Regions from separate parts of the Homo sapiens genome. Here region 2 is linked to region 1. A link is an interaction called in ENCODE POLR2A ChIA-PET data of the cell type or tissue named here. Cell type or tissue: OCI-LY7. All regions are shown on one strand. Links, peaks and the distances in the headings refer to the core of each region. The heading gives the core; the rest is flanking DNA.

Region 1 (5,603 bases), core at 325-5,324:
TAGTCCCAGCTACTCAGGTAAGCTGAGGCACGAGAATTGCTTGAACCCAGGAGGCAGAGGTTGCAGTGAGCTGAGATTGCACCACTGCACTCCATCCTGGGCAATAGAGCGAGACTCTGTCTCAAAAAAAAAAAAAAAATACAGTATAAAAGATAAAAGTAGCACACCTGTCAAGGGCACTTACCATAAATGGAGCTTGCAGGACAAGAAGTTGCTCTGAGTGGCCAGGTGTCGTGGCTCATGCCTGTAATCCCAGCACTTTGGGAGGCCGAGAAGGGCGGATCACAAGGTCAAGAGATCAAGACCATCCTGGCCAACATGGTGAAACCCTGTCTGCTAAAAAAGAAAATACAAAAATTAGCCAGCCGTGTTGGTAAGCGCCGACAGTCCCAGCCACTAAGGAGGATGAGACAGGAGAATTGCTTGAACCCGGGAGGCAGAGGTTGCAGTGAGCCTAGATTGCGCAACTGCACTCCAGCCTGGGCGACAGAGTGAGACTCCATCTCAAAAAAAAAAAAAAAAAACAGTTTCTCTGAGTGAGTGAGTGGTGGGTGAATGTGAAGGCCTAGGACATGACTACATACTACTCTAGACTTTGTAAACACTGTACACTTGGGCTACACTAAATTTATAAAACTTTTTTCCTGTAATAACCTTAGCTTACTACAATTTTTTACTTTATAAATTTAAATTTTTTAAATGTTTTGACTCTTGTAAAACATTTAATTTAAAACGTACAGCTGTACAAAAATATTTTTATTAAAAAAATTAAATATTAAAAATAATAAATTTTAAAATTTTTGAGGCCAGGTGTGGTGGCTCACGCCTGTAATCTCAGCACTTTGGGAGGCCAAGGCAGGTGGATCACCTGAGGTCAGGGATTCGAAACCAGCCTGGCCAACCTGGTGAAACTCCATCTCTACTAAAAAAAAAGAAAAAATTAGTCAGGCATGGTGGTGGGGGCCTATAATTCCAGCTACTTGGGAAGGCTGAGGCAGGAGAATCGCTTGAACCTGGGATGCAGAGGTTGCGTGGGCCGAGATCACACCACTGCACTCCAGTCAGCAACAAGAGCGAAACTCCGTCTCAAAAAAAAAAAAAAATTATCTGTGTGTGGTGGCTTACACTTGTAATCCCAACACTTTGGGAGGCCGAGGCAGGCGGATCTCTTGAGCCCAGGAATTCGAGACCAGCCTGGGAAACATGATGAAACCCTGCCTATACAAAAAAATATAAAAATTAGCTGGATGTGGTGGTACGTACCTGTAGTCCCAGCTACTCGGGAGGCTGAGGTGGGAGGATCGCTTGATCCTGGAAGTCAGAAGTTGCATTGAGTGAGATCATGCCACTGACTCCAGCATGAATGACAGAGTGAAACCCTGACTAAAAAAAAAAAAAAAAATTAAAAACTTTTTGTTAAAAACCAAGGCAAACACACACATTAGCGTAGGCCTACACAGGTTCAGGATCACCAATATCACTGTTTCCACCTCCACAATCTGTCCCACAGGAAGGTCTTCAGGAGCAACAACATGCATGGAGCTGCCATCTCCTATGAAGAGAATTTCTTCTGGAAAACCTCCCGAAGGACCTGCCTGGGGCTGTTTTACAGTGAGCTTTTTGTTTTGTTTTGTTTTGTTTTTGTTTTCCTTGAGACGGAGTTTCGCTCTGTCGCCCAGGCTGGAGTGCAATGGCACGATCTCAGCTCACTGCAACCTCCGACCCCTGGGTTCAAACGATTCTTCTGTCTCAGCCTCCTGAGTAGCTGGGATTACAGGCATGCACCACCATGCTCAGCTAATTTTGTATTTTTAGTAGAGATGGGGTTTCTCCATGTTGGTCAGGCTGGTCTCGAACTCCTGACCTCAGATGATCCGCCCACCTTGGCCTCCCAAAGTGCGAGGATTACAGGCATGAGCCCTGCACTCGGCCGAACTTCTTTTAATAAGTAAAAGGAGTACACTCTAAAAACATGGAAAATACATAAACCAGTAACATCGTCATTATCATTGTCAAGTATTACGTACTATACATACTTGTATTGCCACACTTTTATTCAGCTGGCAGTGCAGTAGGTTTGTTTACACCATCATCACCACAAACACGAGTCATGTGTTGCACTAAGACATTGCCGCAGCTACGATGTCACTAAGTGGTAGGAATTTTTCAGTTCCATTATAATCTCATAGGACCACCATGATGTATGTAGTCTGTTCTTGACACTGTTGTTAAACAGTGGATGACTGTAGTTGTCTTTGTATAGCACACATCACCAGCTATATAGAATTTTAGGGTTTTTTTCAGCTATCTAAAAAAGAGTAGGTTAAAAATGACATATCCCACGTATATATCTTTTTATAGTTCAGCTTGGCTATTTAGATAATTTGCAGGCACTCCACATCTAAAGAAATAAAATCAAAACGTATGTAATGCCCTTTACACACAGGCTTATTTTTTTTACATTGTCCAATTTTGATATTCTTTTAAGTAACTCGAGTGAAATACTCCATATGTCTGAAATGACCCAAATGGCATCCAAACCATTTGTTAGTGAATCTGGCCTTTGTATTGCATGGAGTTGCTCTGGGCCTACTTAATCACTTCCTGGAGGTTGGTGGGGAGCAAATTGGCCTATCTTTGTTCATGAGGCCAGTTTATGTTGCCTTAGGCAACAGCTCTTCTGACAAGAGAAAGTATTTGATGTAAGAGACAGAGGACAAAAAATAAAAATAACCAATTTTTCTAAAACTAATCGTGGGAATTCCAAAACTTCTCAGGCCCAATTGCCATTATTATAAAAGATACTTGTTTAGAAAGGAAGTATGTGTGTTCAAAAAAGAAACCATTTCTAATGATCTCTAAAAGATGCTGTTTAATATTTAGTTAACTTTTAAGAATTTAGTTCTCTATAGGGCTAGCACGAGAGTGAGTGAGATGGGGGTCTATACATGAGCTAACCAGAGGCTGTAGCATCTTTAGCCAGCAGTGTGCTGCTAAGTTTAATAGCTGGCTGTCTGGAAGAGGGAAGCTGACTTATAGTGTTTGCCTACTTGCGTGGTGTAAGTACTGCCAGCATAGCCGATTTGAGGTTACCAGTGCAATGCCAGTAGAGAAGGGGAAGAGATGCTCGGCAGCACACCATTATGTAGTACCTCCACCATAAAGATGAGGTAGATAATAAAACTCAACAGCACAGGGAACGGTAAAATGTAGTGAAGTACTTAGGGAGTTATCACTCTTCAGTATTTGGCGTCTTTGTTTTTAATATACAGTTCATCATCCTTTACATAACTTCATCTTTAATGCTGGCTGCGTTTAACCACTGGCTCTCTGTTTAACAGCTGACTTACCTGCTCCTGTCCATCACTGTTGTTAATCTTTAAGAGCGGTATTTGAGTTTATTCTCACCTGAAGTTCGAGATACTAGTTAAGAAGGCAGGAAGCCAGGCATGGTAGCCTGTGCCAGTAGTCCCAGTGTATTAGTCCGTTCTCACGCTGCTAATAAAGACATACCCCAGTCTGGGAAATTTATAAAGGAAAGAGGTTTAATTGACTCACAGTTCAGCATGGCAGGGGAGGTTCTCAGGAAACTTACAATCACAGCGGAGGGGGAAGCAAACATGTCCTTCACGTGACAGCAGCAAGGAGAAGTGCCAAGCAAAAGAGGGGAAAGCCCCTTGTAAAACCATCAGATCTTGTGAGAACTCACCCACTATCCCGAGAACAGCAGCATGGGGGTAACTGACCCATGATTCAATGACCTTTCACCGGGTCCCTCTCATGATAAGTGGGGAGTATAGGAACTACAATTCAAGATGAGGTTTGGGTGGGGACACAGCCAAACCATATCACCCAGCTACGGAGGAGGTAGAGGTGGGAGGATTGCTTGAGCCCAGAAGTTCGAGGCCAGCCTGGGCAGCATAGTGAGACCCTGTCTTTTAAATAAATTTAAAAAAGAAAGAAAACAGCAGCCCAGGGGCGTGAGTCTAGCTAAGCTCAAGGTAATCCTTAGTCTTGGGTTGGTTTTGTTACTGATTTGAAGATTTAGGACAACTTGGGTAGACCTAGAATCATATTACAAGTTATCCAGGACCAAATTTGATTCAGTAAATCATGCTATAAATGATAATCCCAGTGTCTTTTCAATGAATTGTGAAGTTTAAAAGGCATCCTATCAACCTCTTTTATGTGTTTTTTTTTTTTAAATCTCAAATAATATCTGTCCTATTCTTAAGGGATTCTAAAAAAGTTTTTACAGTCTCCTGGTAAGTTTCACAATTGTCCAAGGCCAGATCAAATCTGTGAAATGTCTGTTCTGAGGTTAGACCAGGACCAAAGCACTCTGTAAGGACGAATTGGGTAAGACTTTTCTCCTGATGTTGACCACATCATTAATCTAGTGGGATTATACAGTTCTTGGCCTGTCTCAGAAATATATGCTATTGTTCTTTACTTTATCAAACATGATTTTCAGACATGCACAGTGGCTCACACCTATAATTCCCAGTGCTTTGTGAGGGCCAGGTGGGAGGATCCCTTGAGGCCAGGAGTTCGAGACCAGCCTGGGCAACATAGCGAGACCCCATCTCTATGAAAAAAAAAAAATTAGCCAGTTGTGGTGGCGCACACTTGTAGTCCCAGCTAACAGGAGGCTAAGGCAGGAGCATCACCTGAGCCCAGGAGTTTGAGGCCACACTGAGCTGTGATTGCCCCACTGCACTCCAACCTGGGCAATAGAATGAGATCCTGTCTCTAAAGAAAAACAGAAACATGATTCTCTTTAAAGGGTTAAAAAAGGAAATGAGTATAGCTGCCAGTCAAGAAGCAAGAACCACCCTAATAATTCTTGAGCAGAAAAGTCTAAATTGTAAATCTGATAATACTGTTTTTTGAGAGCCATGACTGAAGTAAAGTATCTAGAAAACATTTTTCAGTTGATATGGTACCATCTGTAAGAGCAGTTAAAATGTGACAGATGGTGGGATGACATCGCAATATTATGCATAAACTCCCTTTCAGGATATGCTTCTGGATATTGTTTATTTGCCAGAAAGAAAAAGCACTGCATTACAAAATGACCCACTGCAGTGAATCTATATATTATACTTATCCCAGCATAAGTTTAAAAAAAAAATTGTGAGAGAAGGCCGGGCGCGGTGGCTCACACCTGTAATCCCAGCACTTTGGGAGGCCAAGGCAGGCGGATCACCTGAGGTCAGGAGTTCAAGACCAGCCTGGCCAACATGGTGAAACCCCATCTCCACTAAAAATCCAAACATTAGCTGGGTGTAGTAGTGGGCGCCTGTAATCCCAGCTATTCGGGAGGCTGAGTCAGGAGAATCCTCGAACCCAGGAGGCAGAGGTTGCAGTGAGCCAAGGTCATGCCATTGTACTATAGCCTGGGTGGCAAAGCGAGACTCCAAAAAAAAAATAAAATAACTGAGAGATAGAGGTCAGAGATGGAAGTGGCTTGCTGTCTCCTTCCAAGGTACTCATTGTTGAATCTCAAGGCTAATGGTTTCTGTTAACCAAGATTAGTAAATTACCACACTGAGGGCCAAACCCAAGGTCTATTTTTACTGTCTTTTTACATTTTTTAATAG
Region 2 (5,603 bases), core at 375-5,374, 130 kb after region 1:
TCACCTGGGGAAGTGTCTGCTGAGTTTCCCTCGCTATCCTCCTCATGGGCCAGCAAAGCCTTCCTGGGTAGCTGCTATGGGGCCCAGGCTGCCCTCTGCCTTGGGCTGGCCCTCTTCCCTTACCCCTCACACTGGCTTCCCTGCCTCACTCTCCTCACTCCACCCCTGGAGCCAGCAGGCCAGCTTGTGAGTGCACTTTCTGTGCTCAGTTCTCCAAGGTGGTCCATGCTATCTTCACTCCTGCCATTGGCCTTACTGGAAGCAGCCTTTGTTCAGTGTCCCTCCGTGGTAGCTGCTCATTGAGGCCCACTCAGATAGCCCCATTCTCCAAAGGCTTTGCTGAGTTTCTCCGGTGGGTTTTCGCTCTTCTGTTTTTGGACTCTCCTGATCTCTGGGTTTTGATCGTGGGCATATGAGGCAGTCCAGCCTCCTGGGTGGTAAGCCTGAGGGGAGCATCTTCCTGGAGCTGACCACCTGCCTCCGTGCAGCTGAGCCTTATTAAATTGCCAAGAGCTTTGAGGTGGGGTCAGCAGTCTCTGGCCCTGCCTCTCACTCTGGGGAGATGAAGCTTTGTCTTTGAAATGACGTGTTTTGGTTGGATAACATTTGTGAACAGCTGGAACAGTTGGTTACAGCCAACTCATTTCCATGTCTAAGTTACTGGACTCATTTTTTAAAGTGTGTCTGATATCAGCAGACAGATTTAATTTTCCTAGGCATAAGAAATCTGGGCATCTACATGCTTTTGAAGGATCTTGGAGTCATCCAATGCAGCTTGCTCATTTTGTTGAAGAAGAAACTGAATCCCTGTGTCACATTGGCGTTCACGTCACACTAGGACCTGACCCAGCACCTTCTCATTTCCAGTGAAATTTCTCTTGTATCAGCCACTTTTTCAAACTTTTTTTTTTTTTTTGAGATGGAGTCTCGCTCTGTCGCCCAGGCTGGAGTGCAGTGGCGCGATCCCGACTCACTGAAAGCTCCGCCTCCCGGGTTCACGCCATTCTCCTGCCTCAGCCTCCTGAGTAGCTGGGACTACAGGCGCCCGCCACCATGCCTGACTAATTTTTTGTATTTTTAATAGAGATGGGGTTTCACCGTGTTAGTCAAGATGGTCTCGATCTCCTGACCTCATGATCCACCCACCTCGGCCTCCCAAAGTGCTGGGATTACAGGCATGAGCCACCGTGCCAGGCCCAAACTGTTTCTTTGTTGTATGTCTGTAGAAAAAAATGTGGCCAAAGTTTTTAAAAAGATTTTTTTCTTTTAAAAGATAAAAGAAAAAAGGCCAGGTAAAATCTTAGGCAAAGATCAATGTTTTTTCAAAATAAGACATGTGGAAATCCTTGTCTACAGGTCCTGCTGCTGAGAAAGCTCAGCTCTTTGCAGAAGGTCTTCAAAATAAGGACTAAGAGTGTGTGGAACAGGATCTGTATCAACAAGAGCTCAGACACTGCAGATGGCTCTTGCCTTTATTTCTTATCCTCGTGCCTTTCTCCTGTTATAGAAGCAAAATGGCCCCTTTTATGTGTTGCCCAGGCTGGAGTGCAGTGGTGCGGTCATTGCTCCCTGCAGCTTTGAACTCCTGGGCTCAAGGGATCTTCCACCTCAGCCTCCTCAGTAGTTGGGACTACCAGCGTGTGCCACTGAGCTCGGATAATATATATGTTATATATATAGTAATAGAGATGAGGTCTCACCGTATTGCCCAGGCTGGTCTCGAACTCCTAGGCTTGAGCAATCCTCCCACCTTGTCCTCTTAAAGTGCGGGGATTACAGGTGTGAGCCACTGCACCCGGTCCATTTTTCTCTTTTAACTAGGAGCTTTTTTTTTTTTTTTACAATTATCTTACAGATGGAGAAGGGGTGAAAATTAGAAATATGTGGCATAAATTTATCATTGATTTCTACAAGATGCATGTAATTATTTGATGCCAGGTTGTGGGGACTCCTAAGAGTAAAAGAGGCCAGGTGGTCTTTGACATACATGAATCATTATTATTAAGGGTGAAATATGAGAAGGGTGAAATGTGAAATGCTGACTTTCGCAAGAAAGGGGGGAAAAGGAGGAAATTTTATCTTTTATTGCTATAGTTCTTGAGATTTAAGTTATTTCTTTGAAGCGAACTTTGGCATTTCAAACAGGATATAATTTCTTGGCACTGATATTTGAGGATAATTGTTCATGTCTGTAGCTGACTAAATTTTAGCAGTTTGTTCTCTCCCACACTCCCCCAGTTTTTTAACAAATATTTGAGCCAGGCGCAGTGGCTCATGCCTGTAATCCCAGCACTCTGGGAGGCCGAGGCGGGCAGATCACCTGAGGTCAGGAGTTTGAGACCAGCCTGACCAACATGGAGAAACCCCATCTCTGTTAAAAATACAAAATTAGCCAGACCTAATGGCGCATGCCTGTAAACCCAGCTACTCGTGGGGCTGAGGCAGGGGAATCGCTTGAACCCGGGAGGTGGAGGTTGCAGTGAGCCGAGTTCATGCTATTGCGCTCCAACGTGGGCAACAAGAGTGAAACTCTGTCTCAAAAAAACAAACAAACAAATATTTGAAACATATGCATGTGTAAGTACTCTCCAGATCATTACCTATGTCTGAAATAGTTTTACCTGCAAGCGCTTTTAAATTTATATACTGACGTTAAAACTCCTTATAACTTAATGTAGTATTTTTCAAGCTGTAAAGTCAATTAAGCTGAAATCAGCCAATGAGAAAAATAACTTATTTTATGACTCTTAGAGAAAAAAAAATTGGCATGGTTTTATTTCTCTATTTGGGATCAAAATAGAGTTTTCTTTGAAGTTAGAGACACTCTGGCTATTTCTGCCATATTACTCTAGGTTTGGCCCTAAATGTCTGATTTTTATTGGGTATGTAAAACTTTCTAATTGTGGAATTTAAAAACCTCTATCAGAATATGAGACAGCCAAAGTTTATATTTCATTTATTCTATAATATTCAGAGCTAATTATTACCATCCCGTTTGGGGCTTTTAATTCCAGAGGTCGATATTGACTTTAAGCTCAATCAGCTTCTCCATCTGTTCTCTTTGCTTTTCTTATTAGATGAGGGTCATCCTCTTAGTAATATGAGCGAATATTTATTGACCTTAATGAAGCCTTTGCTTCATATCTGGCACATCATTTTATCTCATCCTATTATTTCATTTTATTCTCATGATAACTATGGGGTAGATCGTTTCCATTTTACAGAGAATAAGGTTAGGACTTGAGAGAGGTTAAGTGACTGATACTCTCAGGGCTGGAAGGTGATGGCCATAGGCCTCGAGTGCTCTGCTTCCCAAGCCGTCATCAGCAGGCCAGACTGCATCGGTTCCTTGGATAGGTCGTACAGTGCCTGAACTTGACACAGGGCTCATGTTTCCCACTTCCACAGATCTGGATTGGAATTTGGGCTCTGCCTTTTAGTAGCTATGTGACCTTGGGTGAATTACTTAAATCCTCCAAACCTCATCTGTTCATGTGGAGGTTGTGTAAAATCTGATGGCAAATTCACTTTTCAGTGCACAAGACAGGAAGAAGACTGTCATTAATTGCTTTATGCTATGCAGTAGCCTGACTTTTCTCAAAATTATTTTTGGTACATGAAGTTGCCTGTTTTTTTTTTTCTTCTTCTGAAATACTGAGCCTGGCCAGCTCCGTCTGGAGTAGGGTCCCTGTGGTGGACCTGCTGTGGGCACCTCTTCACCTTCGTTACCACCTGTGGTTCTTCACGTCGTTTCCGGAGGCAACTTCTCTGCAAGCCAGTTGTAGGATTAGTGCTGGCCTTTTAGGGTTTGAGTAAATAGCATACCTCTTCTCCGACCGTGTTCAAAACAAGTGAAGAGATTGACAAGAATTAGGCAGATGGAGCCCAAGGCATTACTTTATTTTTTTTTAATTTCTTTTTATTTTTTTGAGACGGAGTCTCGCTCTGTCGCCAAGGCTGGATGGAGTGCAGTGGCACGATCTTGGCTCACTGCAAGCTCTGCGTCCCGGGTTCATGCTATTCTCCTGCCTCAGCCTCCTGAGTAGCTGGGACTACAGGCGCCCGCCACCACGCCCAGCTAATTTTTGTATTTTTAGTAGAGACGGGGTTTCACTGTGTTAGCCAGGATAGCCTTGATCTCCTGACCTTGTGATCTGTCCGCCTCAGCCTCCCAAAGTGCTGGGATTACAGGCGTGAGCCACTGCGTCCGGCGGCATCACTTTATTATTAATACAGCTGGTGCTGGAGATAGAATAAAGGAGGTACAAACAGACTATAATGGAGAGAGGATAGAGAAAGAGAAGCTTAGGTAAAGGCAGAAAGTGGAGGGAGGAAGAAAAGATTGCAACTAGATTCTTCCTGTGAGACAAGGACTTTGGAAGGGTTCTCGGGTCTCTGCATTGTTTGTACCTTCAAGAAAAATGGGGCCTTGGAGAGGGAGTTGCTGAAAGGTCACAAAGCCTGTTGGCCAGCAGGTTTAAAAGTCAAATTTCCATTCCTGGACCAGCCTTTGAACCAGCTTGGTTGATGGCTGCTCGGTGGGAGGAGAAAATGGAAAGATTCTATTTACTTATTTATTTTTGAGTCAGGTCTCAAAAATGGTCTTGCTCTGTCGCCCAGTCTGGAGTGCAGTGATGCTATCATAGCTTACTGCAAGCTCAAACTCCTGGGCTCAAGCAATCCTCCTGCCTCAGCCTCCAGAGTAGCTGGGATTACAGGCGCATGCCACCATGCCTGGCTAATTTTTAAAATTTTTTAGTAGAGATAGGGTCTCACTGTGTTGCCCAGGCTGCTCTCAAACTCCTGGGCTCAAGTGATCTGCCTGCCTTGGCCTCTCAAAGTGCTGGAATTACAAGCATGAGCCACCATCTTCAGCCAAAAAGATTCTATTTTGGAAAGCTTGTTCCAGTCTTTGAAAACAGTTGTTCGTATTACCTTTAGGAGCTTCTTCAGTTAAACCTCTTTAGATTAATAGAGCTTTTAAAATGTCATATGGAAGTTGATGGTTTTTCATACTCATATGTGTATTTTGTATTTTATGTTTTTAAGTATGTTTATATGTCATGTATCTTTATTATGGTTTTCTTTTACATGTTTTTAAAAATATGTTTTGATATGTTTTTCTGCTATATTGATTTGTGCCTTTTGACTATGAAGGAAAATGAAATCATAGTGATGATTAATAACTGAAATGTGACCTGCCATGTGAGATTGTGTATGATTGTTATTCTTATGCAGGCTTGTGATGGTTGTAGCCTCACCAGCTATGCGACACTGTCCTTGCCTTGTTATAAGAAGTCTTAACAAAGTCAGAGGCCACAGTCCCCCAGGCCAACTTTACTTGTATATCATTTCCTGATTTAGGGTTTATGAAAATAGCCATGTCATCCAAATTCACCCAGAAATGAAGGCTATTACAAATTAAATCCATCTCTATTTCTGTCTGAATGCTTAAAAAATCTGTACATTTGATATGAAGTTCTACTAACCGTAATCTTAAATTATCTTAAGTTTACAACTCTAGAATTATACCAGACTTCTAATAGTTCAATTTTATCATTTAAAATCTATGAGGGAGTAAAATTATATGTCATGCATTGAGA

What was found. Peaks named below come from ENCODE experiments on the same cell type or tissue, not always from the same donor. Only the 100,000 strongest peaks of a DNase experiment are listed, where the experiment ranks them.
Region 2: POLR2A ChIA-PET joins it to region 1 with 6 read pairs; 4 of 35 experiments call an interaction of 5 or more read pairs at or near these places.

What each region holds. Positions count from the first base shown.
Region 1 is chr4:153,416,199-153,421,801 of GRCh38, forward strand. No RefSeq gene overlaps it. Among named protein-coding and RNA genes, the nearest start is that of TMEM131L, 47 kb to the right of the region's middle. In OCI-LY7, for the core only: no CTCF peak of the experiment used is centred there; DNase peaks (open chromatin) are centred at 2,613, 3,073 and 3,673; H3K4me3 peaks cover 1,642 bases; H3K27ac peaks cover 2,745 bases.
Region 2 is chr4:153,544,390-153,549,992 of GRCh38, forward strand. All of the region lies in intron 3 of TMEM131L (transmembrane 131 like), which reads left to right. Among named protein-coding and RNA genes, the nearest start is that of TMEM131L, 81 kb to the left of the region's middle. In OCI-LY7, for the core only: no CTCF peak of the experiment used is centred there; no DNase peak of the experiment used is centred there; H3K27ac peaks cover 563 bases.